Linked DNA regions of Homo sapiens: all the other regions are linked to region 2. The links are chromatin loops, found by intact Hi-C in ENCODE. Cell type or tissue: OCI-LY7. All regions are shown on one strand. Links, peaks and the distances in the headings refer to the core of each region. The heading gives the core; the rest is flanking DNA.

Region 1 (10,969 bases), core at 3,809-8,808, 75 kb after region 2:
ATCTGCATTCAGTCAAGTCTAAAATTCTAAATTACAATAATATAATATAATAGTGGGATACTTAGAAAAAGGCCTACAAAGATCTATATAAAATTTATAGTGGCTTTCCAGAGTCCGAGAGGAGGAGAAAACTGGGAGGAATTGGTCAAAGGGTACAAAGTTTAAGTTTCAGTTATGCAAGATTAACAAGTCCTACGGATCTACTGGACAGGATAGTACCTAGAGTTAACAACACTGTATCACACACTTAAAAGTTCACAAAGAGATCTTATGTGAAATGTTCTAATCACCATCATAAAGAGGGCAGAAGAAAACTCTTGGACGTCATGAGTATGTTTATGGCATACATTGTGGTGATGGTTTCACAGGCCTCTACTCACCTCCAAACTCATCAAGTTGTACACTTTAAATACATACAGCTTTTTGAATGTCAATAACACCTCAATAAAGTATATAAAATTTTGCTTATACTGGCTGCCGTAGGAGAGTGAGAGTTGGGGTGGCTGGGGGTGAGGATATTTTAAATGTATATGCTTCAGTAGTTTTCAATGTCTTACAGTGAGCATGTATTACTTTTGTACTACAATTTTTAAAAATGTACTTAAACATACCCATCCATTCTCAAAAATAAGAACCCATCATAGATCAGGTGCATGGTATTAAAATCTGCTTCTCTAGGGCTTGTCCCTGTAGCACTCAAATTGTTGGCTCTGATGGATAAATTGAAGTGAAACCAGATGTCCTCTGCTGCATCCCTATGGCAATATTCTAGCCTAGAATTATAGTGAAGTCTTCTGACATCACTACTAATTCATCAAAGCTTCCAGACAACCCACCAGGTGCACACTGCAGCCAGACTGGCTCATATAAATCTTTGCCAGTTTATTTTAAATGTCCTGTCAGATTCGGGTATCTCAACCAGCTTATCTGTACATTGTATTTTGATTAATCAAAATAAGTCATTTCCCAGCTTCTTGGATAGTGTGGTTCTTAACTACCCAGCTTTCCACTGAAAGCTGAAACTCATACAGACAAAATCTTATGCAAAGTCATCATTATCCACATGTGTTGGCACTATGCAGACATGAACATGAGAAGTATTTCAATTAGAACCTATAAATCATAGATTGGGATTTACAATGTCTTGTATAATTGTTACTTATATAGAAGCCAAAATCCCATTTATTTTCTAAAAAAAAAACTTTGAGTAGAAAATTTATATATATTTAACTATTAAACAGAAAAGTTTTAGAACTTTAAGATGTAAAGCTTCAGAGATGTTGTAATCTGTCTTCTTCACAGATGAGAAAACCAACTCAGAGGAGATAATGGCTTGCCCAAGATCACACAGAAAGAGGATAACAGATCTTGGGCTACAATCCGGGCCTCACGACTCTCTGCATCTCTACCATGTTGCTTGTCACCAACCAAAAACATTTTCGTGGACATTCCACAGAGAGAGATTTACGCAAATTAACTATAAAATGATTAAATATAATCCATTGAATGTAAATAAACTGTTTACAAGTGTTCTTGTCACTGTGTTGCCTGCCACCCTGAAAACTTTACAAAAGAGCCAATTCAGAATTCCTCATATCATATTGGGAAGAAAAGTAGTAGTGGGGACCAACTAGGAAAAGTCCTTGCATGTCATCCTTGAGATACCATATCTATCAGTAGTTCTAGCAATAAGATGCCAAAACATTGCAAAGTCAGTTTGATTCTCTGACAGTTGCTGAATCCTTTTAACTAAAAAGTAAGTACATAAAGGAATGGCATCCCTGAGATCAACTAAGGCCAAAACAACATGTTTTCATTGTTCTCAAAGGCCAATGAATCATCAAAAAAAAAAAGTTTTTCTGATCTGTTTAGAACTATAATGAGAACTGAAACAGGATATCACCAATGAGGAGGTAGCCTTGGCATATGATCTCATCTACAATGTTCCCTTTCAAGAGGCCCACATCTGAACCAATGAAAGAAACTTACCTAGACAACAATTCCACACTCTCTACAAAGCCTAAGAATCATTACTCTGAATGTGATCTCATGCAGATGTTTGCAGGTGAAATTCAAAATTAAATTAAAAGTACTTCTTCTGGCTGGCATGTTGACTCACGCCTGTAACCCCAGCACTTTGGGAGGCAGAGGCAGGCAGATCGCTTGAGCTCAGCAGTTTGAGACCAGTCTGGGCAACATGGCAAAAACTTAATCTCTACAAAAAAATACAAAAATTAGCCAGGCATGGTGGAGCATGCAGCAAGAGGACTGCTTGAAGCCAGGAGTTCGACACCAGCCTGGGCAATATAATGAGACCCCGTCTCTACAAAAAATAAAAAATAAAGAAAGTACTTCTTCCAATATTTTTGCAACATACACACACACACATACACACACACACACACACACACACACACACACACTCTTCATACCACTTAATTACTGTATAGGTCCAGGCAGGCTACTCAGTAAATATGTGATACACAGAACTAAATTGCAATAGACATAGTAGAAATAAAATAAAATAGATATTTGAGGTGAAATATCTTTTTAGACTGGAGACTAAAAGTATTGCATGGGTGTTTCTTAAAATAAAAGTATACTATCCAGTCTTGATATAAATATCTATTTACATGTTATTTATTTTTATCTAGTAGATTCTACTTTATCATCATATAATAAAAAGGCAAAACAATATCTATGTTGATGCATTAGAATCTAGGCATTTTTTCCCTGGCTGTAGGTTCTTCTTCATTGAATAGGGCTTGTCAAACTGTCCTGTTAATACTGAGTTAAATTGTGTTTATGTTGCATCAGTTAATACTTTGCTGTAACAGTGTCAAAATAGTATTCAAGATGCTTCAAAGAAACAGTGACAGCAAACAGATGCTCTATAAAAACCTACTTTGACTGCCTCATTCAAGGAGGGTAATTTTGACACAAAATACTATATTTCTAGATATTATTTTTTTCCTAAAATTATGTGAAAGCAAACTATTCTGCTAGTGATATTTAATATACTTGGTGCTACTTTTAGCTGCTATTGCAAACAAAGGATAGCAGATGATCCATCATGAAAAGTATTCAGTATGAAGTTACTTATTTGTGAGAAATAAATAAATGTTATTTACTGTACAATAGAATAAGGCATATAATGACGAAGACAATTAGGAGATAATTCTGAAGCTAAACAAAGGACATATATGTAAACATATAAACAAAGGACATATATATTCAAAATAACAGAATCTAATTTGGCAATCATAATAATAATTTACTATGCCATGAATCATCAGTTGATGCTAAAACTCCTGTGTGAAAGTTTGATTAGAAACAGATATTTACACAGACTCAAACTGTATTTCCACAAGATATATGTTAATTACAAAGGAAAAAAAAATAGTAACTTTGCCATAGAGAAATCTGGCAGATCCCCTAAACCAAGTGACCAAAGTTAACATTACCAGTAATAGGACAAATTAATATCATGTGCCTCCTGATATTATGTACTAAGAAGAATACATCATTTCTGTGATACTTCTGCCAAAATTATATAAACAAAATTGTAAGAAAACACTGGACAAACCCAAACTGACGGTCATTCTATAAAATAACTGCCTTGTATTCTTCAGAAGTATCAAGGTTATGAAAGACAAAGAAAGACTAAGGAAATGTTCTAGATCAAAGAAGACAAAACAGACTTGATATGTTTAACACGTGATCTGGGATTTTCTTTTGCTCTGAAGGACATTATTGGGACAATTGCCAAAATATTAATCAGATCTATACATCAGCTATTGTTTAAATATTATTTTATTGATTTTGAAAGCTATACTGTGGTTACACAAAAGAAGTCCTTGTTTTTAGTAACTACACAAGGTGTCTGGTCTGCAACTTACTCTCAAGTGGCTCAAGAAAAAAATATGTATCTACATACATATACATGTGGATAGATGAAGGAAAAGAATAGAGAGAGGAAGGAAAGTGTGAGAGGAGGAGGTGGAAAGAAGGGAGAGAGAATAAGAGAGAGAATATTAAAGCAAATGTGGCAAAATACTTAACATTTGAGGAATCTGGGTGAAAGGTATATTGGTATTCTTCTTACACATCTTGGAACTTTTCTAAGTCTAAAATTGCTTCAAAATAAAAAGTAAAATAAAAAAGAAAGTAGATTGTATGTAGATAAGAAATGGTTAAAGTATTTATTGACTATTTATTAAGTACCTATTTTATAATGGTATAGATGGTACCATAGGGACTAAACTAAAAAGAATGCATGACGCCTGTAATCCCAGCACTTTGGGAGGCCGAGACTGGTGGATCACGAGGTCAGGAGATCGAGACCATCCTGGCTAACACAGTGAAACCCCATCTCTACTAAAAATACAGAAAACTTAGCCGGACATAGGGCGGGTGCCTGTAGTCCCACCTACTAGGGAGGCTGAGGCAGGAGAATGGCGTGAACCCGGCAGGCGGAGCTTGCAGTGAGCCGAGATCGTGCCACTGCACTCCAACCTGGGCGACTAAGCGAGACTCCATCTCCAAAAAATAAAAATAAAAATAAAAGAATGCATAAAATTTGTTTGCCCTTAAGTTTGTAGGGAAAAGAGGGTAAACAACCAGAGAACAGTTCAAAAGAGGAGATATATAATTAAATGCTAAAATTATAGATATAGATAATTCATAACAAGTTTTAGCCATTGTTTAAGAAGATTTAAAATTATGTCAATCCATACTAAAAATATAAGATCAGCATTTCTCTTCTTAAAAATACCCTTGTAAGTAATTTCTAGAGATCTGCTTATGTGTGTTAAATTATACACAATAAGTTAGAGGCTGAATATAATAAATATTTACTGCTTCTAAAACTTCTACGATCACTTAAATTTAAAATTCAGGTAGTTTTCCACTCAAAGGAAGATATCCAGAAAATATATTATTACGAGAAAGTGGGAAATAAAGAAAAAAAAATTCTAATGTAGGCAAAAGAGAGGAAAAATTTTAAAAATGGAAACAAACACTGAAAGCAAAAATATTAGCTAACTATTCATATGTGTGATTTAACCATCTCCCACTAATCAAATGCCAACAATCCCAGGTGGAAAAAATTCACTACAAGCTTTAATGGAAGCACTCATGAATAAATTTTGGCATAAGCAGTTTTGTAAATAGAAGAGGTTAAATAGGAATCTGGCATCTCCTACCATGCATATACCAAATAGAAAGAAAGCTGAAAAGGCCACCATGGCCTTTTGCTGCCCCATTTCCCCAAACTGCGTTTGATTCTGCCCTAGGCAGAACAGTATTTAACCAGTCACTCCTGATGAGATAGGTGATGTTCTTAAAAACAAGTTCAGCCTTTAACCTATTCTTGTATTTATTGATGAAGGCACAATTTAATTTTATCTTCCCCAAAGTTAAAGCAGGGGGATTTCACATTAGCCACTGAATTACTAAGCATTAATGTAAGCAATGCAAACATGCCTACACAAGCAACAAGAAGCAGACAAGTGCAATTTAAAGTTAATGCACCTCAAATTCCTTATACAAGTGGAGTGCCCCCAGGTTTCACGAGCAATAGGGATAATGAATTTATTTGTGATTGCTTTGGGGGGATCAGATGTTGAGTTAATTATCAGCTCAACTTTTTTCCTCTTGGTCTAATCTCGCTAATTCTATATTTACTTTAAATGGCTCTCATTTGAATTTTCCAACTTCATAACGTGTAACTAATAATATTCCCACTATGTCTACTTTGTGCCAGTTTGTTTTGTATTAGGAAATTATATGGACTTAATCTTATTTTACAGGCAGACAGGCACACAGCATAAATGGCCGCTGTCTATAACCTTTCTAAAATGGCATATTGAAAATAACTGGACTGCTTGGAGGTTGAATGATGACCTTGGACAGGTTACTTAACTCAGCCACTTTTGCCAACCTAAACAAAATAAAATGCTGACTAGAGGGCAGGAAGTTAAGAAGGTCAACGAGGGAAAAGGCCAGAGGCCTGAGAATGTCCCTGTCCTTCAACTTCTGTCCACCCCTGGGTCAAAACCCTACAAGATGGCACAGAACAACCAACGGAGTTTGGAGAGGCCTTCAGGGCTGGAGATCTTGAACCTCACTTCCCAGCCTCGCTCTGGCAGAGAAGGGAGCCTGAAGGCAGCATCAGAGCCAAGGTGCCCCCTAGTGTCACGCCCTGAAAGCACCAGAGCCTTTCCAAACCCTCACCCTACCCTGCCAGGCCTGCTGAAGCTGTTTTCCGATGAAATTAATGTCATACCCAATTTTTACCTTAACCACTTTGAATACATTCACCCTTTTAGGCTCCTGGTAGAAGGAGAAAGACGATTTTCATTCTCCATATTTTCTATGACTTGGAGAACAGACAGTAATATCTCTACCCACCTACCCATCCAAAAACCACACAAATGCACCTAGCCAAACACTGTGTTTGATTTTAAATTCTCAATATTCTTTAAAAGCAGATTGCTAACTTAAAAGATAATAAAATGAAAGAAGCTTGGAATACTTCTCTGAGTATATCTTATTTTGTATAGTCTGGAGTTTTGGAATCATGTTAAAGTTCTATAAACATTCAAAAATTCAATTAGATCAACAAGAATAGAGGGAGAAGCCTAAAACTGAATGTAAACCTAACTGTATTCCAGTGAACCCAACTTTATTTAAAATGAATAACATAACCATGCTGAATTTTTAAAATACAGAACTAATCCAAGTAACTTCTGAACATAGAACTTTGACTATTCATGCTCAGTGTAAAGAAATATAAAAGAACTGCAAATAAATCTTGAACTCTTCTTAGCAGTTTGTTTTTCATACTCGATGGGTATACAATCCTGAAACTATTTTATGCACATTGCAGGATGGATCAAATGAATAAATGTATTATGTTTTGTGAGCCAGACTTCTCACTATGGAAGAAAAGAGACATAAATAATAAATGGGAGAAACCAAGGAAGAATGTAGGGTGGGAAGCTGTGTTGGAATTGGGGGGTTACCAGTATAAACTTAAGATGTTTAAATGTATCTCTATCTTTTTAGCTATATATATGAGTGTGTAGGTATATATATTCCCCAGCTCCATCTGCTGAAAAGGTCAAGAACAATGACATTCTGGCACAGCAATGATCACAGATCACAGTTCTTAAATACCAGTCCCACTAAAAGAACCAGAATTTCTTGGAGAAATTGATTCCAGTGCTAGGGAAGGGAAAGTACAAAATGGACCTGGAACAGCTATGATGCCAAACAGCAATAAGATGCTACACAAATTTATAAAGCATGTCAGAAGGACAAAGGAAATAGATAAATGGAGTTCCTATTGGCCCTGGGGATAATCTGAGCATCAAAATAAATAAGGGCAGGAAGCACTTTATTATAGCAGAATGTCAACTAATAAATATGGAAGGAACAATGGAGTTTTTAAAAGTCACAAATTCAGACATAAATTAGCAACGGATACTAAATCTGGAGGTGGGAGACGCTTGGGGAGTAAGATATTTATGTGGAGTCTTAAAAAGCACTTCCACTCAAATTACTCTATAATTAGAAAAGAAAAAAATAGTAACTATATGATAGAGAAAATGGATAACATTTAATGATCGATTTTACCATGATCAGATTGAACATCACCAATAATGAGTGGATAGACATCATGCATTCCCATCCGTGATGTTCTGAGGAGGACACACTATCACTTCTGAGGTACTCCAGCCAAACATGCATACCCTAAAGCTGATCATGAGGAAACATCAGATAAACCCAACTTGAGGGACATTCAGTAAAAGAACTGGCCTGTGTTCTTCTAAAATGTCAATGTCCTAAAAGATAAAGAGAGGCTTAGGCACTTTTCCAGATTAAAAGAGACTAAGGAGACATGAAAATGAAATGCAATACATTATCTGAGCTGGATCTTATACCAGAAAAAAATTGCCCTAAAGGCAATTATTGGCATTACTGACTAAAGAAGAATATAGAGCAGATAACAGTATTGTGTCAACATTAAATTTCCTGAATTTAATAACCATACTGTGGTTATACAAGTGACTATCCTTATTCTTAAAATTACATGTTTTAGTATTAAGGGTAAAAGGGAATGATGCATTCAACCTACTTTCAAGTGATTCCAAAAAAAAAAGCAATACTAATGCGTATCTATAAAGAGAAAGAATAACAAAGAAAATGTGTCAAAATACTAAAAATGGATGAAATCTGTGGACTATTCTTGCTATTTTTCTACAAGTTTGAAATGATTCCAAAATAAGTTTAAATAGACTTATATTTTAAACTTAAAGCATAGGTACCTCAACTATTTTTGACCATTTTAAACATTTCCATATCATAATTCAGACAAATTAAAGTCAAGCTATATCCACAGAGTTTATGATTTATGTTAGTGAAAGAATCACTTTTGACCAAATTGCAATGTGATTCATAAATGTCCACTTTTATGCCTTTGTGATTTTTTAAATGATCAACCAAATTTGATAATTTAATTACATTCACATATTATATACCTCAGATAAAACTAGTAAGCTGCTCTGAAAAGGGGAAATACCTTATTCAACTTTCTTACCAGAAATTATAAACACTGAAGGACTAAGCTTTGTTTAATCCCTGGTATTTCCCCAATTAATAAAAATAAGCACCTTCATTTATGCTTTTTTTTCAGTTAAGCATTAATAAAAAAGAAACAAAGCGTATTGTTTATTATCATATTTTTTGGTTCACAAAACTGCAAAATTCAAGTTTATAACATTAAACAAGTCCGTTCCACAAACTGGGAGTACTATGACTTTGGTAGTCTGTTTAAAATCATATTCTCAGATGAAATAACCATATGGAAAACAATTTCTCAACAATGATGAGAGTTATTATCATTTGGCTGCACTACCACTAAGAATAAAGTGGAATTAAAACCATAAAGCAGAGAAGCTGAAATCTAGTTTCTCAAATGCCTTGGGATTAACTTCACTAGCATAAACCTCAAAGATACTGATTACCAAACTCAGTACTTCCCAGATTAATAAAAACATTATTGGTCACCATTCATCATACTAAGCCTCATGCTTCTAGATTCAGGAGGTTTGTATTTCCCAGACACAGAGTAACTTCCATCTTTCAGTCTGTCCCAGATTCTTTTTCTAGTAAAAAAAAAAAAAAAAAAAAAAATGCTCCCTCAACTTCAAAGCAATGGGGAGAGAGAATGGATCTCATGTACACCTCCCATCTTTGAAATCTTCCGAATTCCAGGACAAAAGCAGTGATTCTCTGTCAAGGTTTGTTTGTATAAGGGAAAGATAGAAACTTACTTCTTCATATAAGAAAGAAAACCCAGATAAAATTACATTTGGCAAAACAAATTGAATTTGATAGTGTCATATACCGGCCAGATGGTAGGGAAACAGGTACTCTGCAAGCCTGCTGCCTCTAGGTACTGCAATTCTAGGCTATATTGAAACTGAAAATGGGCATACCTGTGACTAACCAAGTCCACCTCTAGATATCTCCCTAGAGGGCCACTCTCCCATGTGTGCAAGGATTCACTGAAACACTGTTTGAAAAGCAAAAGAACCTAGAAGTCTGTCAATAGGGGAATTTATGTAAAGAAATCAAGCACATGCATAAAGCAATACTCTGTTATGTTCTTGGGTAGTACGTGAATATAAAGATCTGAAAAATATATACCAAACTCATAGCAGTAGTGAATATCTGGGGAGCATGGAGGGAGACCAGGACAGGAAATGAAAGCTTCATTTGGAATGTTCTAAAATTAAAAAAAAAAAAAGAAAACTTATTCATGTATTACTTAAGTAGTTAAAAATTAATTTTCAATGATTAAAAATATGGATCGAGTCAAACACTAAATAAATCTAAGACCAAGATCAATTTGACTACAAAATAGTGGAAACTGAGAAAAACTGGAAGTTAGGCTATTTAAATTACTAACATTCTTAATGCATCAGAGTAATGGCCCAGAATCGGAGCCGGAGTCTTGATCCTGCTGTGTATAATGATCCTGCTGATATCTAGAGCAAGTTATCTTATTTCTCACCTACACTTAATCATTAAAATATATATAAATATATATTATATGTAAACAAAGATTTTATATATATATATATGGAGGGAAGGAAGTTTCCTCAACTATTAATTACATCTAATTTTGTCCAACCTCGAACTTCACTCTTGGATCACCTTAGCACAGCCTAACATTGGGATATAGTTAAAATGTCTCCATTTTGAGCAGATTCTGCATGCTCTCTCCTGAGCATTCACATGCTAGCTTGGTGATGAAGATGTGTTGGTATAAATCCAACTTTTCTTTAGATTTAAATGAGTTGGTACATGTAAAGTTTTTAGAGTTTTTAAAGTTTTTCTCTCTCCCCCAGATTTGGCATCCATTGCTAATTTATGTCTGAATTTATGACTTTTAAAAACTCTATAAAACCTTTAAAAGCTCCTTAAATGAATAAAGTTACTATGCGTTTAGTCAGCATTCAATAAATATTAGCAAATAATATTATTGCTATTTCCAAAATAAGTGACTCATTTTAGCACTTCCCCCATGATCTTATAATAGTTACCACCACTATTCTTTCTAGTATTACCATAAAATACTCCAGAAAACCAAGGTTACTCATTCAATTAGCTATAAAAAAAATTCTTTGGACAGTATTCCTAAACTCAAGTTTTGAAGATAGCTACATGAAATACCAGTCAAAGCCACTGTAAACTGTGGGCCTAATTATCAGATATGCATATTATTATTCATCTAGTATGAACTTGTCATTTCCTACTACCTGAAAAGAAGACATGCTAGACACAACAGACTGTTACACAGCTGTTTCATAATCACACATTTCACAAATGGAAAATGGAATTGAAAACATCCACCTAATGGAGGCTGCTTCACTGGGTCTAAGAGGGAGCCACACAAGAA
Region 2 (10,969 bases), core at 2,049-7,048:
GACTTAGGATAACTATGTGTTTCTACAGCAGGATTGTTTGTTTTTATTTTTTAGAGACAAGGTCTCACTCTGTTGCCCAGGCTGGAGTGTGGTAGCACTGTAGCTCACTGAAGCCTCGACTTCCGGGGCTCAAAGTAATCCTCCTGCTTCACCCTCCCAAGTAACTGGGACTACAGGTGTGCAACACCATGCCTAGACTAGTTTTTTTTCTTTCTAGAGACAAGGTCTTGCTATGTGGTGCCCAGGCTGGTCTTAAACAGTAGAATGTATTTTAAATACTATATCATCAAGTAAATATAAGATGATAAATTGGTCTTCATGAAAACCTAACCTTCAGAATAATTTCCTTCAGATTTGCTATCAGAGAAGAATCAGTTCAACCTTTAGGAATAACATTGTGTTAAAATTATACGTGGGTGACACTACAGAACAGCTGATGATCATATTAAACAAGTTTAATACATATTTGATCAGAATCTAGATATATCCTACGGAATAAACAGATGCACCATGTCTCAGAAATATGCAAATGAAACTCCAATTTCAATCTCAAAATACCATCAAACATTTATCAGTGAAAATACTATTCTTCACCGACTTAATTTATGGAATCTTCTCCACAAGCCTCTTCTCCAAAAGCATAGTACTCCTTTAAAGTCCACACGTCCCTCTCAGTAGTACTATTTCATCCTCCCTAGGCAGGTCCTCACTTGCCTGAGTCTCAGTATCTTGGATTTTTTGCAGTCTGTTCTGTTCCTTACTGGGTTTGTTATTTGTTTAGGCAGTGAGTTTTTGAATCCGAATTAGAAATACAGAAGCAATATCAATTTCCTAAATACTTTAAAACAAGGCCAGGATGTGATGGGCTCCAATTTGCCTCCCCAGCAGGCACTGTGTCTCTGGGATAGAAAGTATCAGACGTTCGAGGACTTGGCCTCTACTCCTGCTCTAGGTCCAGCTGGCTAGACATAGGAGTATTCTTTCCTTGCTGGGGACCAATTTTTCTCCCCTTAAGATATAGACTGTAATTATGGTGACCAAGTAATCTGTCATTCCAATTAGAACGCCTTTAAGAGGCTCTAAAACTAAATTTACATAATACTTTGAAGTATTTGACTAAGGAAGCAGCTTTCTTATGTTGAAAGACCTACTAAATAGTTCTATCAAAGTATTTTCAATTATAACATTCTAAAAACTGTTTACTGCAAAATTAAAAATCTGGGGCAGAGAGATAAATAGGCAGAGTGATGAACAGGCAGAGTATGGAGGATTTTTAGGGCAGTGAAACTATCCTGTAGGATACTATAATGGTGGAGACATGTCATTACACATTTGTCAAAACCCACAGAATATACGCCACCAAGAGTGAACTCTAACATGAACTACGGCATCTGGGTGATAATGACACGTCAAGGTAGCTTCACCCACTGGAACAAATGTACCACTCTGGTGGGGCACATTGATAGTGAGGGAAGCTATGTATGTGTGTTGTGGGTGGGAAGGGGTATATGGTAAGTCTCTCTACATTCTCAATTTTGTTCTGAACCTAAACTGTCCTAAAAAATAAAGTCTATTAAAAAAAAAATGGCAAGGCACGGTGGCTCATGCCTGTAATCCCAACACTTTGGGAGGCTGAGGCAGGCAGATCGCTTGAGGCCAGGAGCTTGAGACCAGCTTGGCCAACATGGTGAAATCCCGTCTCTACTAAAAATAGAAAAATTAGCTGGACATGGTAGCACGCACCTGTATTCCCAGCTACCCGGGTGGCTGAGGCACGAGAATGGCATGAGCCTGGGAGGCGGAGGGACTTGCAGTGAGCTGAGATTGTGCCATTGTACTCCAGCCTGGGCGACAGAGCAAGATTGTCTCAAAAGAAAAAAAAAAAAAAAAAAGCCAAGACAAATACTAAACCAGCTGGGATGCTGGGACAACAGAAGGGGTAATTTGGGGTACGCGGACATCCTAACTATAATCTTGATCTTAATCACTTCACTGTGGTCCCGAGAGGATCCAATGAGATAAATGCATTTATTAAGAGAAAGTAGTTTTTCAAGGCATAAGGCTTTAAACAAATACATGAGATAACTGTCTTTACTCCTTCCTCTGAATTCATTGCTACAGGTCTTGAAATGGTGGGAAAAAGCACACAGGCCGATGTATTATTCCCGCCAGGAGGAGTAGAGACACCCTGGCAACAGTAGTTCAGGGTCAATTAATCAAAATCCTCCACTGCAAACATCAGGATGGGCTTTCAAGGATGGGAAGGACAGATGTATGGTGAAAGCAGTCAGGATGTCATTGCAAGCTGACAGGGCATGCAGCTCAGCTGCAGAGAACCACACGGCCTTGCGCCCATGATCCTGTTGCCACAGCCCCCCCTCCTTGTCCTGATCTCTTTGCCTACCCTTTTCGGGGTTTCATTACCACTCAGGAGTCAACATATTCCCGTTTTCTCCCTGGTGTTTTTCTCAGCTCCTGCAGGGGCTTGGGAGGAGGGGCTGAATTAGTTGTCTCCCTAGCAGGCTTTGCATCATCTACTTTTATTACACAAAGGGTTTAATGCTTTGCTCTTCAGCATCATCAGGAAGGAAGAAGAGTCAGTGATATTTCAACATCAGCAAAAAACAAATAATCTACTTTTACTGTATTTATTGTCTGCTTCCTCTCAGTAGAATAGAAAGGTCTGTGAAGAGAGTTTTATCAGTTTTATTTACTGCTATATCCTCAATACCTGGCACAGTGACTGTCACGTGGTAGATGCTCAATAAAGATTACTGAGCAAATGAAATAAAACATCAAAATCAAATATTTGAGTCCTTGGAGATGCCAAGAAATAAAAGATACCACCCTTGTTACTCAGTAAGAACATTCAAAGATGGGATATATTCATTCCTTTATTTCAGAAATTTTTATTCAGCACTACTCTGTGCCTGACAGTGGAGCTTAACAGTGAACAAGATAGGCCCCTACCGTAATGAAGATTACATTTGAAAAAGGGGCCAGACATATGTAAGCAGATATCCATGCATCAAAAACTAAAGTGATGCAAATGTATATGTGTACCTATATACACATACATTGTATACAGATATAGACATATACATTACATCTTAGTGATACGTTATATATTTTAACTGTTATTGAATATTCAGATCATAGTCCTTTTATAATGCCATTGATTGTTTTAAAGACACGGCCCTTTTCCAGGCAGGTCTGGAATCCATGGCTTCACTGTAAGCATGAACACACCAGTTCTCCCAAGGCCTCCAACAGCATGTCTGGCCTCTCAAGGCCAAATGACTTGAATTTGTCCCAAGGGCCTGGAGCTGTATTTGGTCAAGTATCTATTTATGCTTTATTACAGAAAGGATTTAATGCTGTACTCTTCAGCATTATCAGGAAGCAAAGAGTTAATGATTTTCCAACATCAGCAAAAACTAAATAATCTACTTTTTTACTGTATTTATTGTCCTGCTATTTTTAACCTTATTTGGGGGAATAAATTCAGCAAGGAAAAAAGATTATAATAACCCACAACCTGGAATTAAATATCGACATTAAATATATATCTATATATCCTCTCTTTTAAAAAATTTTAAGAGGCTCAGGAACAAAGACCAAAACCTTCCAACTCAGCCCAGACTAATGAACCAGTCAAGTCACATGGCACTCAGTGTTTTTCAGACCATATCCAGGGAGCTCTTGCATTCCTCAGAAGAGTGCCAGGTTCCTGGCAAGGAGAGGGCCAGGAAATAGGACAGCAAGAGGCGGGAGTTTGAGGATCCCACTGCTGCATTTCCCTTGACACCTCACCATCTCCGATTTCATTTGAAAAAGGGTTCCACTGAACTAACCAACGTAAAGGCGGAGCTTAGCAAGGATTATTTCTGGCTACACATGGGTGGAAGGGAAGAGAACAAGAGAAGGAGTTGCTACATTTTCATTGCTTGCAATATCAACTTAATGAGCTGTGAACATTTTCTCTCAGAGAGCAACTGCGTCTCTCCCTAAGTACTCAGTTCTTTCAACACATCAATTGTCTTTTGTCACATCAGACAAGTCAATCTCATGGCGTCTGTCCACCAGGCAATAGATACAATACCAGGTCACTCTCATTCCTTAGATAACCATTTTAAAAAGGAAGACATCAGTGTGTCAAAAGCTGTATTCATGTTTCCTAATAACATCCCATTGCCATCCTTTTTTAACCTAATTGTTCTTCTGCATGCAAGAGTGGTAAAGAGAACCACACAGTCTCTTCTGGGAACCTTCTGGTGAGACCTTGGTGAATGGCAGATCCCTGACAAAGTTCTGACATTAATTCCCTTCTCCTGTCTATCCAGGCTTAGTTTCTACTTCTGACACAAACCCAGAGAACAGAAATGTAATCATGATGTCCCAGCTGGGCTGACCAAGGCAGCTGCAGCATTAGAAGGCAACGAAGCTGTCTTATACTGCTTTCTATTCTGCTCTGGGAGTCAGAGAAATATAAGCTAGTATTTGGAATATGGTTACAAATCCATCAGTAGTTAAGAGAAACAGGAGAAACCATCCTCATTATTTAAAACCACAGAAGTTCTCTTTCCTGGAGAAATACACATCATTGTTACTTTTGACACTGTGAACTGAAGGCGTTTCACCACACAGATGAGGTGTCCACATTTGGACACCATACCCTGTGCCACTTGTGATGAGAAACGTGGAGCTTGGGCCTATGCTTGGTACAGAGAGCCAGCAGATGGCGGTAGAGAGCAAATCACCCATCTAAACCAAAAAAATCCTCTTATGCCAAGACCAAATCCTCACCAGTCCGTGGCCCTGATTTTATACTCAGACCAGAGAAGAGAAACAGCAACCTTCCAATTCCCTCTGCTACAGTCCTGAAGCCTGGCCATGGGGAGATCTAGTCTGTGAATATCAAATCAGACCTCATTACTAAGGGACATTGCTTATTTTCTACCACTAGTTTATTTTGAACAGTTAAATATATGAACTGGATTTATATACCAGCCGTTGCCAGCTGTGTGACATGGTAAGGTATTTAGTCATTCATATCGTTAGTTCCTCCATCTGTAAAGTGGAGATTATTAGCACTCACACTTCATAGCATTGTGAGAATTCAACACAACAACACATGACCCAGTGTCTGGCACTGAGGAATGAATCAATACATTATGCTATTATTTTAACCCGCGGGTTTTGTGCTAGGTCAGGATCTTTCTATTAAGTTCACATCTCAGCACAGAACAACTTGCTGTATGTGTGGTCACATCCGAGCCCTGTAAGGTGGCAGTGCCAGGAACTATGAAGTGCCCTATGGGCCTTTCCTAGAGTCTTAGTTACTCTGCCTTATCTTACAACTTAGCTTTTGTCATTTGCTATTATAATTTTGATCTGCTGGCACTGCAAACTCACAGAGGAAAAGGCTATGTTCCAGCACACAAAGAGAACAAACCATTTGGGGAAGAAAATGGCCTTTTCTCCCAATTATTTGGTCCAAGAGGGGAAAACTGAAAGCAGGCAGAGGCTCGTATTTAATAGTGTTCTTAAAACCCATGTTCCAAGGCCTGATATGGTAAAGGGCCAGGCATGGTTGTTCCCAACCCTCAATGTACACCAGAATCTACAGAGAGAGCATTTAAAAGACACAGATGCTTGCGCCCCTCCCAGATATTCCTCCCAGTTGGTCTGGACCAGAGCAAGACTTCATTACTTTTAGCTCCCCAGGGCTGAGAACCACTGCCTGCTCAAGCCATTCTCCACCTAGTGTGTTCTTGCATGTCAGATTGTTGAAAATTCAGAGTGCCCAGCAGGTCACCAGCTGATTCTAATGCAGTGGTTCTTCAGTCACATGCTGGCAAACTCTACCCCACTGGATCGGAAAGCCCAAAGATGATGAGCAAATGACAAAAAAGACAGTAGCACCTGTGAGAAGTCGACTTTGAGATAAACAAGCAAGCCCTGCAGGTGGGCAGTAAGGATTCTCACCAACTTAACCAAGCCGTGTGCCCGTGAGTGCCCGTGAGTGCTTAGGAGGTGGCATTATCATTAACCCCATGGACAGCGCCAGGCCCTCAACGGGGCTAGTAAATACGTGCTGAACCGATGAGGAAATAACAGCATAGAAAGTTTGTATTACTTGCCTCAAGTCACAGAGCAAGCTAGCAATAGGGGGAAAAAAAATGAGGATTCAGGCAGTTCAAGTGTGGAGTTAATACCCTTCCCCACAAAGTTATTTCCTGTATCTGTGAATGTATGCCCAGGACATGGTACTGAAGGTGAAACAAGACAAGGTTGTGGCTGTCTCCTGTAAACCTAACCTTATTAAGGATGCAAAACCAGGGAATGCCTTGAGTGCAAGAGGTTAAAAGGTAATAAGAACAAGAGAGAGAGGAAGAGTAATTTCACCCAAACTTAAGAGGGAGTATTGGTAGAGGGTGTGGAAAAGACAGCAGAGATCTTCAAAACCCCCCGCCCTTGCAGCCCCTCAGGAAGGGGTGGCTGAGGCCACCTAGGGAGCCTGGATCCTGGGCACAGGAGCTCTGGGCCTTGCAGGGACTTCTGATGTTCTAAGGGTAATGCTGAAGACAGAGTTTGGAAATGTGAAAGAAATGAAGGAGGAAAGACATGCATCTCCCCAGGGATTCATAAACACCAATGATTTTGGAGCCCAGTGCAAAACAGAAGTGTGGGGCCCCTTGCTAAAAAACGATTAGGAATTCCAAGCAAGTGACAGCAAAGCATGCAACCAACCGCAGGGCCCTCCTGAGTACCAGGCCCTGTGTGACTGCCCAGACCTCAGCCTGAGAAGCCTCCCTGCCAGGGGACCCCCAGGGGAGTTTGAGGATTAAATGGGATCCTGTGTGTAGAGTGTGTACCACAAAGGCCACCACAGAGTGGGCATTCAGCACTGACCCTGAGCTGGGAGAGTCGCAGGGCTGGGGCTGCAGGTCATCCTAAGCGTGGACTGCCTATGACCTGCTGCTCCTGTTCACAAAGGCTCCCTGCCTGAGAATCTCCAGCAGAATTCATAGGAAAGATTTCTTTTTACAAAATCTCTGCTCATTTCAAAACCCACTCCGCAGGATCCAAAATTCTACAGCCACGGGAACTGTGAAAGATACACAAAGCCTAGTGAGATATCAGAAGATGAGAACACATAGCCAAGCCCATGGCCTCCCACCCAGGGAGGAAACCCACCCAGGCTAGCTTTTACATAAGGCTGGCTAAGGAGAGTTATTTACAGAGGAATTACTACAAGCCAGGCCAGCAGCCCTCTGACACCATGTCACACACGGAACTTGCGCACACAGTGACACCACATCTCCTGGCTGCAAATCTGTCTCCAGCTCCTGAGGCTCGGGCCTCTGCAGTGTTCTTCTACCTTCTCAGCAGAACAGTGAGGCTGAAGGGCAAGCCCAGAGAAAAATGGTGGGCACACAGGGAGAGCGGTGACAGAGGCAAGGAGTCAAGAGGTAAGTAATGGAGCCGCCCGCGGGACTGGAGAATAGGATGTGCTTATTTTGCTTCTATCGTAAACAAGGGTGTTCTCAGGTTTGAGAGTTGGTCTTTTGGACGTTCTCTGCAAGGGATCTTAACAACAACACTATCAACATTTGGGGCTGGGTAATTCTTTGTTGTGGTGGCTCTCCTGTCCACTGTAATACTTTTAGCAGCTTCCCTGGCCTCTATCCATAGATGCCAGTCGCAACTCTGCAGTTGCGACAATCAAAAATGTCTCCAGACACTGCCAAATGTCCAAAAAATCACTCCTGGTTGAGAGCTGCTAGACTATCTGACCATCGCAGTACTCAGAGGAGTAAAAACAGTAATAAGCATGAACACTCTGGAACAACCACCTGGGCTCCTACCTCTGATCCTATCCTACCCCAGTCTGCTCTCTGCTCTGGGGCAGGAGAACTAAGTGGAGATCCGATTATGCCACATGCCTGCCTAAACCTCTAAGACCTCCTGTAGTTGGCCCTTGGAGTGCAAGCTTGCATGTCACAGGTTGACACAAAGAAACCAAGTTATCTGTTCCTCCTTCTGCATCCTCATCACTTGCGCTCCTCCACAAGGCTCCACCCTCCAGTCCTATGACACTTTTCATTCACCTGACAGCTACTTCCAGGACTCCAGCACACACTAGGCACGTCCTAAGTGGGTGGGAGGCATCAGTGAACAAAGATCCCTACCTTTGTGGAAACAGACAATAGCCAAGAACATAACACAGAAATTATACTGTATGTTACAAGGTGAAAGGTAAACCCGGGAGAAGGGGATTTGGAATACTTGGAGTGGTAGAGGCAGAATGAGTTGCAATTCTAGAAGAGATCATCAGCATAGGCTTTATTTGAGCAAAGGTTTGAAGGAGAGGAGGGAAGTAGTCATGCAGATTCTAGGCAAGAGTGTCACAGGCAGAGGGAGAAGCAGCGAGGGGAAGGAGCAGCCAGGGCGAAGCAGCGCAATGCGGAGGGTGGTGGCTGCCATAAGGACTTTGACTGTGGGTAAGATGAATCATTGCAGGGTTTTGAGGAAAGCAATTATGTGATCTGGCTCACATAAAGTTCAAATAATCCCTCTAGCTGCTGTGCAGAGGATGGTGGTCGAAGCAGGAATGCAACTTACAAAGCAACTGCAATATTCTATGTAAAAGATGGTGGTGGCCTGACCAGAGAAGGTTCAGTGGAGATAGTGACAAGTCTAAGCAGGGCATCTCATGTCCTGGAACTTTGGCCTCTAATTCTTGCTCAGTGATTCACCTAATGCAGGTTCTTTCTGGATGCGGAGTTTATAGTCCATTAGACACAGCAACAACTCAATAAATATGTGTTGGTAGTTAAAACCCACAGAACTCCCCCGACCTCCACTCACACCTAAAATATAATCTTGACTGAAGTATACTTTTCAGGACTTCCTATTCAGTTCCTAGGCACGTATCTGGCACTTGGATGTTTAATAAATGTTTACTGAGTGGACAAATAAGTAAATAATACATCTTATACTGTGTGAATAATTACTGTATTCCTTTAGACAGAATCATTTATAACCATTAACCCAAAGTGTTTTATTATCCTAGAAGTAATTCATTTTGGTTGATGGACTTTAAGAATTTTGGCTTTTCTTGCCACCACTATAAGTTACTCAAGCTTCATTATTTTACCCAGATCATAAATGTGTTTTAAAAGTGATCAGACTCAGCATGCACTGTTGTGAAGTTTGGTGTGAGGTATGAGTGAGTGACTTCAGTTTACAATTAGCTTGATGCTAATGACCCTGGGCCTCATTGTACCATCCATGAAGTGAGGGAGTTCTCCCCATGCCCCGCCACCGCCGCCTTACATCCAGGGTGTCTCCCAGCCTGAAAATTCCAGAATTTTATATTCACTAAGATGTATATTGGAGGACAACCACCCCATACAGCTGAAATCCTTTGGTGCCAGATGCATTTTGGAATTCAGAAAAATGTGGATTTTGGACTTGTAATATATCCAGCAGAAACTGAGGCAGCATCTTGAAATTAAATATTTCTATAACAAAATATATAAAGACACCCAGTAGCCTCATATCAGGTCAAGTTTTGCTGCCGAATTAGTTATTTAGAAAATCTTCTGGTATTCTGAACCTTTTGGCTTTGAGAATTGCAGATGAAGGATCCTGGGTGAATTAGGTTGTTGGTTTATATCATCTTGTGTTGTTGTTGCTACAGAAACTTGTTTGAACACCCAGTCAGCAAAAATGCAATAACTCACAAAAGATGCACAAGTCACCGGTGCAAATAAAACTCTACAATTCCCTTTCACTGAGGGATGGCCCTCCTCATCATGTGAGTGACATTTTCTTTGACTAACCCTTGGGGAGAAGGGAGGGAGCCCTGAGAATCAGATCTGACACTAACCAATTCTTGATGTGAATGTGACCCATCTCCAATCATTCACGCTTAACCTAAAGTGGGGTTAATTGTTTTTACTGTAAGTCAAGTGTCCTAATTAGCTCAAGCTACTACAAAGATGTAAAAGAATTAATAATGTCACTTTATTACAAAGCCATATCATTTTTTTCTGAGCTTAGTATCCATCTTAGTTCATTTTAAAACTTCTTTCTTGATGGCTAACAGTTAATAGTTATTAGAAGATGCAAATGTATGCCAATCTTGCAAAGATTTCCATTAAACAACTTGGAAATTGTCAGATTCATTTTGTAAATCTTATAGATGTCTACAGGAGGAGCAACAGAAGTCTTTACAGGTGGCACACTAAGTGTGATCTTTATAAATACCCTCAGATTCCTAAACACTAGTAAGCAGCAATTTCTTAATTTTTGCTAATACTTTTAAATTTATAGAACATAGAAAAGTACCCATACCATGTCATGGGAACTGGGCCGTGGCCATGATTAATTCTCTTGCTAAATTTGTTTAGAAAACTATTTGGCTGTTTGAGTAAGATGAGAAATCGCTACATTTCCATTGAAATGAATTCGAGTGTCGCTGTTTCACAAATAGCAAAAATACAGAAGAAAGCTCATTTATATCAAGATAGTTCTTATAAAAATAAAACTGTCATGTCCAAACTGAGAACAAGGAAGCTTCATGTCCAAACTGAGGGCAAGGAAGTCTAACACTGCTCTGCCTGAATCTGTTCCTTTCGAATATACTTGGTTTGTTTGAGGCAAAGAGAGGTGGAGCAGAAGGCCAAGCCTTCTTTGAGGGAAGGGATGAGGGGTTGGCGGGGGGGTGGGGAGGACAGGACACCTGACCATCTTCTGTCCACTCTGCTTTCTTTTGCTCTTTTCCCACCCTCTTTCCTTCCCTTTTATTTGCTCAGCTCTTTGCTAATGTTGAAACAACCAAGGGTATGGTATTGCCTGGCTGAAGGGGGAGCTACGCCAGAAAGCTATTTACATCTTGATTACTTTTATCTCCTCAAATCCTATGTATTTTAATTCCTACACTTGTGTTGGGTCTTCT
Region 3 (10,969 bases), core at 2,407-7,406, 170 kb after region 2:
AAAATCCTCAAAAAACATGATAGTGGAAGAATAAAAAAAAAACAAAAAACCCAAAAACTATTTACCCTGCCAGGCTTGAAGCTCATCAGGCTGTGCGGCCTGTAACCTCTGATGGCGAACACGTCTTGACTGGGGTCTTCTGACGCTCCTCTCGCTGCCCATCATCTTCCACATTCAGGCCTCAGTGGATCCTTATCAAATGCACCAAGAGAGAGCAAATACCACCAAACCCTGGCTTCATAACTACAGATCTGCGAACTGTTGAAATTATGTGCACGATGTTCCACATGTACGTATTTATTATGGGACTCCAGGATTGCTGGTATGAACTTATTGCCATCTGCACAGCTTTGTCAAGAGTACAAGACTGTAATTAATCACAATTGTTTCCAAGATACTTTGCCTTAACTAAACATTTTGGTCTGTTGAGAATAGAACAACTTGATTCCAACCCTGAGCATGGCAAGGGCAAAGGACTGTCGTGGGAAGCAGGGGAGAGGATGGTGAGGTCTCAGTTTGCCTAGAGGTAAGAGAGTTAAGAGAAAGCTTTGATGCCACGCAGCTGTGGAGCCCAGGGCTGATGCCACCTTAGGCATGGTCTTTGTGGAATAACTTACTGGACATCCATAATACTAATATCCATTGCTGCTTTATGCAAGTGGCATGGAGTCAACATACCCAGATAACCCAGGAAAAGTATGTCACTTGTAAATAACCCACGACTCTATGCTGAAGTCAGCAAACTATGGCCCATGGGCCAAACCTAACCTCTTGCCTGTTTTTTTTTTTTCTTCTTTTTGGTCTGATCTGTATAAAATAGACTTTACATTTTGAAATCATTAAGAAAATCAAAATATTGTATGGCATGTCAAAGTTATATGAAATTCAAATTTATGTCCTTAAATAGTTTTACTGGAACACAGCCATGCCCAGGCATTCACATACCGTCAATGGCTGCCTTTGTATTACGCAACAGCAGAATTGAGCAACAGAGACAGTTACGGCCTACAAAGCCTAAAATATTTACTATCTCTGTCCCTTTACAGAACAAATTTGCCAACCCCTATCTCAGAGTTCAGGTTTCACAAGTGCTCTGGTAACTTTTTCATAAATAAAAGATAAAGCCTGAATGTATAACTACAAAACAGTCACATTTATTACTGTTTGCTGTAGTTTTCAAAGCTTGTGCACCAGACATGCATAAAAAATGCAAAAGTGAGCCCAGACTGGTTGTAAAATGTTTCTTGTTTGTCATTTCTCCCTTTGCAGTTTCCCTACTGGGCATGCACACGCAGCAGAGGAAGAACAACAACTAGTCACCGTGCTAGATTTAAAAGCATTTAATGACATAGCATATATTTAACAGATAGGGCAAAAGTTGAGAGGTACAGGTCGTACGACTGAGCACCAGGCCTGAGCGACCACCTCCCTGTTCAGGCCCAGCCTCTGGAGTTCATTCCTATCAATGTCATTTTGATTGTGCAGTAAGATGAAAATTTGTCATTACAATAGTTACAGTGACAGAGAAATGCACACTATGTATCAAATAGCAAGGAAATGAAGCAAATTATAACACAGTGTGGCAACGCACGAGCAAGTAACCATTAGAGTAACATTACTTTGTCCAGTAAATGCTTCAGTTCCACCACTTGTACACTTACCAATGATTTAAAGGGTTTATTATACATCTAGTTTTATTATACTTTGTACTAGAATTATCTCAAACGTACAATATAATGTATTTCAGCAAAAAAAAAAAATTGAAATTACAGATTATTTAAAACAGTATCAGTTTTCTATTCCTTCTTGTATACTGACATTCTTAACCGTCATAGCAGTTGATGCAGAAAAGCCGCATGTCGTGTGTTAGTAAGTGATGCCAGATACAAATGGTTTGGTCTGTAGAGTTAATGTGGAGCTGCACTGTGGCTGCAGCAAGATCATAATATGCGATCTGTTTAATAAAGGTTAGCCCCATCTCGGGCACTTCTAAGAGTCAAGAGTCAGGGTAACCACCAGAAGTAAATGGAGAGAGAATGGTGTCAGGATATTGGTACATTTTGCCTCTGGTGAGCACAGGAAATATTGATTAAGCACCGCTGCCTTGCATACCAACAGCACTAGAGGCGGGTTATTTCCAACACAGCCTCACAAAATTGAGGAACAGTTTAAATACTGAGATCTAATCTATATAATTTCATTAAAAAAAAAATCTGGCCTTCCCTCTGCACCTCAAACTTTTGTAACTTGGAGATAAAGTGTTTAGGTGTGTTTCCCCCACCCCCCCCGAAATGCTCTATAAATTAAAAAAAAAAAAAAATCAACCACATTGAGGAACATTAGGCACAGAGAGTAATGTGTTGGTTCTGAGCTTGCATGCTGGAATTTCACTGAAAAGGTAAGAGAAGGGCAGGAGGTGAAGGAAAGGAGTTCATTTCTTTTTGCCAAAAAGGCTGAACCGCTTCTCTTTGTCTTTCTCTTTGTCCTTTTCCCGCTTGCCGGGACTGGACTCGCTGGTGATGGTGACGACGCTGGTGGGGAGGGTCTGCGCGCGGCTGGATGCTGGCGTGCTCTGGGTGCTGGCAGACACCTCGTGTTTATCAGAGGAGATGGCGGAAGAGATAGCCTGGATCCATGTGTTCATTTCCTCCTGGACAGAGGAAGGGACACAGGTGAGACTCAACTAAGAGTAGGCATGAGGGGTTCTGGCTCCAAGGCTTGGGAATGGCGCATCTGGCCAACTGAGGGGTAAGCAGAGTCACTTCTGGGCACTGTCCCCAAATGCACCTCTGCCTTATCAGTACAGGAGAGGGAACCTGGTTCAGCTTCTCATGAGAATTCAGTTCTACTCATCACCCTAGTATGTGGCCCTACAAACTTGTAACAGCTGGAAGACCAGTCTCAATCTGTGAGGTGGTCAGATCCCACCCTAGAAGGTGCTTTTTCACATTTAAAGCATTACAGGTGTTGTTTTTCCATCAATGGACTCTCTCTTTCCTTGAGGTGAGGTACACACCCATTAAACAGCTGGCTGCTGGCGAAGGGTGCAGCGGGGGTCCCATCATGATCCACAACCAGTCCTGGGACCACCTCACTATGCCTCATCCCTGGGAGGGGACAGGCAAAGATTCCATCGACTTTAAGGGATCCTGCCTCGGCAAAGGGACAGTGAGATCATATTCACTGCCTTCTAGAGACAGAACCAAACACCTTCTAGTGCTGGTGACTGGAGCCCAGTGATAGAAACCATCACTGATCATCATTTACATGAAGAACTTTCTGAATAAAGCCCATCATCACACAAACACTTGCAAACTCCTAAGTAGTGGAGAGAAATAACATTTAGAAACTTACATCGTCTTTGGCTTGGAAGAGGTACTCATTGCCATCATTTAGTCTGTAATTTCAAGGAAGAAAGTTAGTCACCACTTAATTACAGAGAAATAAAAATCCCCCAACTCCCATATCCCATGCAGGACAGAAGTAGACCACAGGAGTCACAACAGAAGCGTCAACCTACATATGTCACCACCAAGCCTGGGGACCCGCCCAGGCCCAGCAACAGACCCCTGGAGATCAAGAAGCCATATAATCGCGCCAATGATACACACAGGGAGCCTGTGCTTCAATCCAATGGAAGGATTTTAAAAAGCCCCAAACATAACATTTGGGTTTATTGTGGCAAAAATCACTTGTGGATGCCTGATCACTTACTGGTCTAAACTGAGTTCAGGAGAAAGCTTTTGAACACAATGAGCCCTTTTGAAATTCTGCTACTGAGCTTGTATCCCCTACATTCACATGTTCCAGAGTTTCAGAATAGGCAAACAGAAAATGTCCTTCAACTTTTCTTCTACTGTATGTCTCAGAATTAAGAAGCCCTATTAGTGTGACACTGGGAGGTCCCCAGGCTTGGAAGGGTCACAGGTTCACTCTGTGGCTGCGGAGAGGACGAGGGTACTGTTGTGTAACACAGGGTAGGGGCCGTTCGCTAATATCCCAGCTCTCTGAAGCTGCATGAAGGGAGTACAAAGGGGAAAGCAGCCAAGGAGCCAGGCTGCCGGTGCATTGTCCTACAAAATGTAAAGTGTTCCAGGACCCAAAGAGCCTGCCTGCACTGCGCAGCAGCAGAGCTTAATAAATCAAACCATCTGACACTCTCTCCTCTGGAGCCCTGGGCCTAGTCCAACTGGCATGAAACATACAAATAAATGGAAGACCAAAGCTTTTCAGATCCCAAAGCAACAGCACAAATCAGTAAACAAGCATTCTAACCACTTTTTACAAGATAAAATAATTTTTCTGCCTACTTCCAAGTGTGAGGAGAAATTCTGAGCTTAGCTCCACTCTGTAGGGAGATACATGTATCCTACAGGGTAGAGACATTTGGAACTAGATGGTTCTGAGACAGCTGGAGCATCTGCTGGGAGAGTCAGGGGAGGACAGGGTCCCAGGCCCCACCCAAACATTTCCTGTTTGTCTCCATCCAGCTCCAGGATGACTCACTTGACCCATCTCCAGATAATTCATGAGCAAAGAATAGCATCTCCTGGGTCGGGATAAGCTGAAAAGATGGGGAAACTATTTTTCAAAGCCTCCCTTAAACTGTGAAATGTGACTAGCTCTCTTTAAGTCTTAGGGAACAGTAAGTGCCTGGTTATAAAAGCAAAAGCTCCTTATCCTTCAATGCTCAGATGTACTGTTAACCACAGGGAAGCTGGTGGCTGGCCACAGTTGCCAAAGAATTCAGCCTAACCGAGACACGTGCCAAACTGGTTTTTCACTTTATTGGGGATTTAAAATGGCAGAAGACAGAACCAACTAATCACAGCAGCTGTATAAGAAAACCAAACCCCAGAGTGGAAGTAAATGCAAACCCACTCTGGCAGCCATGAAGCACGGCGACTCTCACCTTAGCTTGAATACGTGTTTCTTCTTTTTGTAATCAAGGGCCACTTCGCAGACAGCTTCTTTCAAACTCACAGGGACCTCGCTGTGGTAGGGAATTCCAGAAGCAGCAGTCTTTGCATCTTTGTAGAAACCCATTTCTTGGTTATTTATGACACAATAAACATTGTGCCAGGACCTGTGCAGTTTAAAAAAAAGGGCAGGGGGAGATAAAGGCTCTACCACATTCCCCTTAAAGAACTAAACATTTCATTAACATGAAAATGATCCTCACACAACACAGTGTGACCCCACCCAACCCTCAACCTTCCTTATTACAAGCCCTTCCTAAATTCTGCTAACACTAAACAACAGAAAAAATTCCTCCATGGAGAGTTCAGGGACAGGGCACAGGGCAAGTGTTTGAGGACTATGTCTTCTCTTTCACTTCGGAGAAAAGCAAGTTACCCTCTTGTACTCTGAGCTCACTTTGATTGGTATTTAGTACTCTTTGCTGTAGCGCCCTCTTATGGTCATGAGCTAAAGGCCATGCTCCTGTCTGAAAACATGCCTGTCCTCCAGCAGCAGCTCCTCCAGCTGCGGATTCATTACTTATGTGACTTGGCAACTTGACAGAAAGACAGACCCAGAGCCATCAGCACTTACAGTACCTTTGGGTGAATTAGAATAAAGTGGCTTTTCCCCTATGGTATGGCAAACTGTCCTAATATACTAATTTTAACAGAACACCGGCCTGTATTACACCAGCATGTATTAATATATAAATCCCTATGTTGTCCTCAACGTGAATGGCAGTTCTTAGATGTTCTGATCCCCTCACACAGCAACAAACTGCACAGTAAGATATGGTGGTCCCAGGTGGTTGGGTTTACTAGTTAAGCACATAGGCTTTGCAGTTTCATATTCCAGCTTTGCCATTTACTAGGTTTCCACAGAAAGAAAGCTTTGTTAACCGCTCAGAGCCTCTGTTCCCCATCTGTTAAATAAAAAAATTGGGGCTGTTGAGAGACAATGAATATATATAAAGGCTGATATGGAGATCAGGGCAGGGGAAATGGTTAATGGCTTTTTACAAAAAACCCACAAGGAGTCCTAAATGAAATCAATCACTTAAAGTAAAGAAGACTCTTCAGTCTCAATCTAGCAAATTCCTTCTCTAGATGAACTACTAAAGCCCCTTCTAGCTACTCCCATCCAAACTCAACTCTTCTTCTCTCAGTGAATAACCAGCATTCTACTCCTGCTTTCCAGCGTCAGCCCAAGAAGAATGCAATGTCCAGGAAGCTACCAAAGGAATAAAACTACATGAGCACATACTTCTCTTCCAATTCAAGAGTGGCCCGCCTTATCCCTTCACAGGCTGACTTCCCATCTTACTGTGGCAGCCTCTGCTGCTGTTACCTGCTTGAGGCTTTCTTATTGTGGGCCTCCCACTCGTGTTTCCGATTGAGGAAGCCTTCCATCTGGGCCGAAGGTGTCTCCTGGGTTCTGGCTGGTAAGGTGGCGGCACTCTGGGCTGGGAGGGCAGTCTTGGCTTTACGATCAGAGGTCGGGGAGGGGATGGGGCTGGACTCTTTAGAGCTCGTCCTTTGTTCTGTAGCGCCGTTGACCATTTCGCTTGTGTCCACCGTTTCTGCCATCTAGGGACAGCGGAGAGGCCATTCAGCTAACTCCGTGAGCCATGGGGGTGACCACATACGCTCTACCTGACTCGCACATGTGGCTGTGTATAAATGCCTGGCACAGATCGAGGCAGTACAGTAAAACCATTGCACACCCACAAAGCCAGCTGGACATCAAGGACATTAGAAGGTGGGAATGGATTAATACCCGCCCATTTACAGGGAAATGAGAAAAGCGAAATGCCAGTATGAGTTTTACTGCACTCTATTCCTCTGATCAATAAATATAACTCAGATCATCTCCTCTTATGGTTACTTTAAAACAAAAAGACAACAGTAACAATCACACATATTAAATATGAAAGAGAGTGGACGTTATACAGCAGCCACCTTACAACCAAGGATGCCACCAGAAGGGCTGGAAGTTTAAGCGAAAGGGCATTCACAAACAGACCGATAGACAACTCTATCAGAGCTACATGGCATTCCCCCAGAGTAAGACAAGGAAAGACCTCGGTTCCTGAAAATGCTCTCTGGCTCTCCTCCCCCTCCCCTCAACACATTGTCATAAACACATGCAGAAATTAGGACGACAATCATGCATTTCACATCTACCATCCCAGTTAGACTTTGGAACTTAAGAGCTGGAAGGAAATGAGGCAAGTCAACAAACATCAATTTGACCACATCTGCCGAAGTTGTATCGTGAGTGGGTTGTAGTTTGTGTTAAAGGAGCTGGAAAAGCCAATCACAGTCACTCAACACCACACAGCTATTTACCCCCAAACAAAGACAGAACCAGGGCCTTCCCCATCACGGGTTGGTTGATCACGGTGCCTTGCTGCACTGAGACGAGAAAGCCCAGAGACAGCCAGGCTTCCAGCGGCTCTGACCCTTCAGGCTGGAGACGTCTTCGGGAGCGTTCCTTCCCAAGCTCATTTAAATTGTAACCCTCATGGCTTTTCGGCTTTGGAAATGTAGTAGGGTCTTGATTCATTATCATTTTCAGCCTGTGTACCATCAACTGTGTACCATTAACTGTAGCAGCCCCTGGCTGATACACCCAGGGTGTGCGATTAGCGAGTTACTAAAGCTGGGTGTGGCTGACACTTTAGTGGATTACAGACAACCTGCACCCCTCGTACACAGACAAACATGGAGAAGTCAATGGCACGCTCATTAGATACGTCGCCCACCACTGCTGCCCAAGACCAAAGTGACACCAAATTAGCAGTAACAACCTTGACAAGATAAACGGTAGACTGGCCACCACCATGTGAACACCTGGATCTGTAAACTCTTGGGAACTGTATCTCTCACTTATTAGGTCTTATCTTAATGGCTGGGCCCAATGCTTGATTTTGAACAAAACTAATTTTGGGGGGAAAAAGGGCTACAAAAAGCTCTGGAAGGAGGGAGAATCACAAGTTTAAGTTATGTCTATGCAAACTATCATAATTAGCATCAGGGCTGAGGGAAGACTAGAAACTATGCAGTTTAATGGTGGTTTTGATTGGAACCCTTTACCCTCATGGCAATGTGGAAAATGGATTATTAGGAAAAAAGACTTGTGGGGGTGTGTGTGCGCACAAGTGCTGCATGGTGATCACCAAGGCCTTGCAAGTGACAGACTGCAGACACGTGCTTATGAGCAACAGACTACTTAAACCATTCTCTCTCTTTTCACTTTTAAAGGAGAGTTGCAGGAGGGGAAATAGACAAAAAACAAAACCCTGAGTCAAAATAATGTGAGTGGACTTTAAAGGTGACAAATCTTCTCTAGTGTGAGATTCGGAAACTTCTGGTGAGGAGGAAGTATGAGTTTGGTCTGGAAGGCCTGAGCCAGGTGTGAGTCCAGAGAGACATGGGGTTAGTATGTAGAGAAACCAGGATAAAAAAAAATTTAGTGCTGCAGGTTTGACTTGAAAGCTGCTAGTGACAGCAATGACCTGGGTAGAGAGATGTTTCCTTGAAAACGGCTAAAATTTATCATACTTGGTCAGACTGCAAGGTAGATGAAGGCCAGGGAAGCCTCTTCTGAGGATAATTCTGCAGCAAAAATTTTTTCTTTAGAGTTAGAAGGAAAGAGAAAACCCCAAACCAGTATGCAGAGATCATTAATGTTTATGCAAATGAATCACTAACCAAGAAAACAAGGAAAATAAAAGGAACAAAATGAATTTTAATGGACATGTGCTTTAAGCATGCCAACAGACAGCACACCACTAGAGACACACATCAAAAGCAATCACAGTGCTATGATCAAATGATGGGTACATGTGAACACATCCCTCGCAACCCCACCCCCCACGTTGCTTCTCTTTAGCGATTAGTCCAGAGTGCTTTAGTGGCTGGGCACACCCGAGATACTTAAATCAGGAGGTGAACATGAATGCAACGTGACAACTAGTAGCACAGAAAACACCTGATTGGTATTCAAAGTGCACGAAGCAATGCTATTTTCAAGTTCACTGAGTCTCTGCGTCATCACTCAAAACAATAAAAATACTTTTTCTTCTCATACAAGCCAATTGTAATTAAAATTTTGTTATGACAAGCTACATTTAAAAATCTAGATAAAAATAGGCATGATAGCAAATGCTAAGAACATCATAGCACTCTTTTCTTGTGTGCTTATGTGGTTCCTTTTTTGGAGGGTCTTCTAGATACAAAAAGTGTCAAATTGGGTGTCAGTCCTGATGATACAAAATTTAAACACACACACATATATATATGAAAACATCACATATATACATATAGATCAATGAAACACAAAATGTAACTTGGAGCCACAAACACACATTAGAGCTCCCTAATGACCAAAGACAAAGCAGAAGTTTTTTTGTCTAAAATGAATTTTGATGTGTTTTAAGGCAGAGACCCAATAATGATGCATACTACCCCCAGAACATAAGAAGCTTGGCATCTATCTATATACCCATCTACAGTCAGAAGTAGATAGATATGTACATAGAGATAAGGAAAAACAAACAAGATGCTATATGACGTTATCCTGACAAAAGAAAAAAAAGACATGCATCATGAAATAAAAAGACAAATCAGACTTAACTCATAGAGAACACATATCAAAACAGGTTTCTGATTCCACTGACACATCTAAATATGGCAAAAGAGCAAGTGAATGTCTCACAAGGTTTTGATGTATAATATGGATTTGGTTTTGTTTTTATCGGTACAAGGAAACCATCTCTGTCACCAGCTTTTATTTCTAAGGAAAAGGATTTTTGTGAAAACATTTTCAATTCCTGCTGGTGGCCTGATAGATACCATCCTAAAAGCTTCCTTTATCAGAGAATTCCACAAAAAGTCTTGAGAAAATGAACAATGAATCAGAAGATTAATCCAAGATGTACAGTGGAGTTTGTCTACAGAGACACTGACATGACTTCTGAAGCCAGGGGGCATGCGAGCGCTCCCAGGCACGGTCCACCAAGTGCAACGTTCAAGTAATCAGGATGAACCACAATGGCTTCTGTTCCATTTGTTTGAAAAATTAAAACAGTTTGACACCCTGAAGTCATCGGCTGAATGGAGAGGCATGGAAGTCTGTGAGGCAAGCTTCTAAAACATGCTGAGAACGGCTGTCACCTGCCGCGTCCCACGTGCCAGCAGCACTGACAGGGAGCGAGACAGAGGTGGCGGCAGCAGTCAGCGGGCACTTTACTCCTGAGGCTGGCTGCAACATCTGTGCAAGGAAGCCTACAGTTTTCAATTCAGGACTTGGCAGAAAAAAAGAGAGGAACTAGTTTGTAAAAAGTAATAAATGACCCAAGGGTCTCAAAATGTATGAGATTGTGTGCCTAAAATTAAAATAGCTTCCAGAATATATCTGACTCCCTTTTTTGTCATCTTCAATAAATGAATGCATCTTTCATGGAATGTTACACAGCTGACTTTAGGTTTTAATCTTATTACAGAATGTCTCCCTCCTCATACACCAGTCTTCCTAGTTAATAGTAAACTACTATAGGTTAATAACATCTGTAAAGGCGGCTACATATAGCACAGTACTGTGCCCTGTTAGAATAACTGAATGTGTCATACCTGTTAGATTCTAGTTTTCTTCTTCATTATGCTGTAATCTCATTTAATTTCATTTCAATTACTCATGTAAGGGTTTCGCTGTAAAATCTTAATAAAGTAAAAAGCTCACAATAAATAAACAAAAAATAAGTATGCTGCTTTAAGGCAAGTGGGCATCCATCAGTTAAGAGACTCAAACATGAATTAAATGCAAACAAATATGAAACCAAGGAAGGCTATGAATTAAGTAAAAATTTTAACATTTTGGGTGAAGTGGAAGCCAAAAAGTCAAAACCCAGAGGATTTGGAAAGGGTGATTCTTGACAAATGGTAGTGAACTTCACAGTCCAGACCATGGCTGGTCACTGGCTGTCCGTCTGCTATTAAAGTTTTTG

The links. Hi-C counts contacts between places; a loop is a spot of excess contacts. Peaks named below come from ENCODE experiments on the same cell type or tissue, not always from the same donor. Only the 100,000 strongest peaks of a DNase experiment are listed, where the experiment ranks them.
Region 1: it touches region 2 in a loop (7-fold over the local background); 11 of 110 quality-filtered maps call a loop at or near these places.
Region 3: a loop joins it to region 2, with 4 times the contacts of the local background. A loop is called at or near these places in 26 of 110 quality-filtered maps.

What each region holds. Positions count from the first base shown.
Region 1 is chr2:54,759,052-54,770,020 of GRCh38, reverse strand. All of the region lies in intron 2 of EML6 (EMAP like 6), which reads right to left. Among named protein-coding and RNA genes, the nearest start is that of EML6-AS1, 13 kb to the right of the region's middle. In OCI-LY7, for the core only: CTCF peaks have their summits at 6,000 and 6,201 (motif pointing left); a DNase peak (open chromatin) is centred at 6,180; H3K4me3 peaks cover 314 bases; H3K27ac peaks cover 358 bases.
Region 2 is chr2:54,832,510-54,843,478 of GRCh38, reverse strand. All of the region lies in intron 7 of EML6 (EMAP like 6), which reads right to left. Among named protein-coding and RNA genes, the nearest start is that of EML6-AS1, 87 kb to the right of the region's middle. In OCI-LY7, for the core only: CTCF peaks have their summits at 4,481 and 4,718 (motif pointing right); a DNase peak (open chromatin) is centred at 4,728; H3K27ac peaks cover 1,883 bases.
Region 3 is chr2:54,660,032-54,671,000 of GRCh38, reverse strand. SPTBN1 (spectrin beta, non-erythrocytic 1) reads right to left here. Exons shown (of 36, transcript NM_003128.3): 33 at 6,310-6,548; 34 at 4,913-5,086; 35 at 3,355-3,397; 36 at 1-2,650. The coding sequence ends at 2,432. It overlaps SPTBN1-AS2 (SPTBN1 antisense RNA 2), which reads left to right. Exons shown (of 3, transcript NR_186176.1): 2 at 6,160-6,403; 3 at 6,553-6,829. Among named protein-coding and RNA genes, the nearest start is that of SPTBN1-AS2, 15 kb to the left of the region's middle. In OCI-LY7, for the core only: CTCF peaks have their summits at 5,217 and 5,416 (motif pointing left); a DNase peak (open chromatin) is centred at 5,420.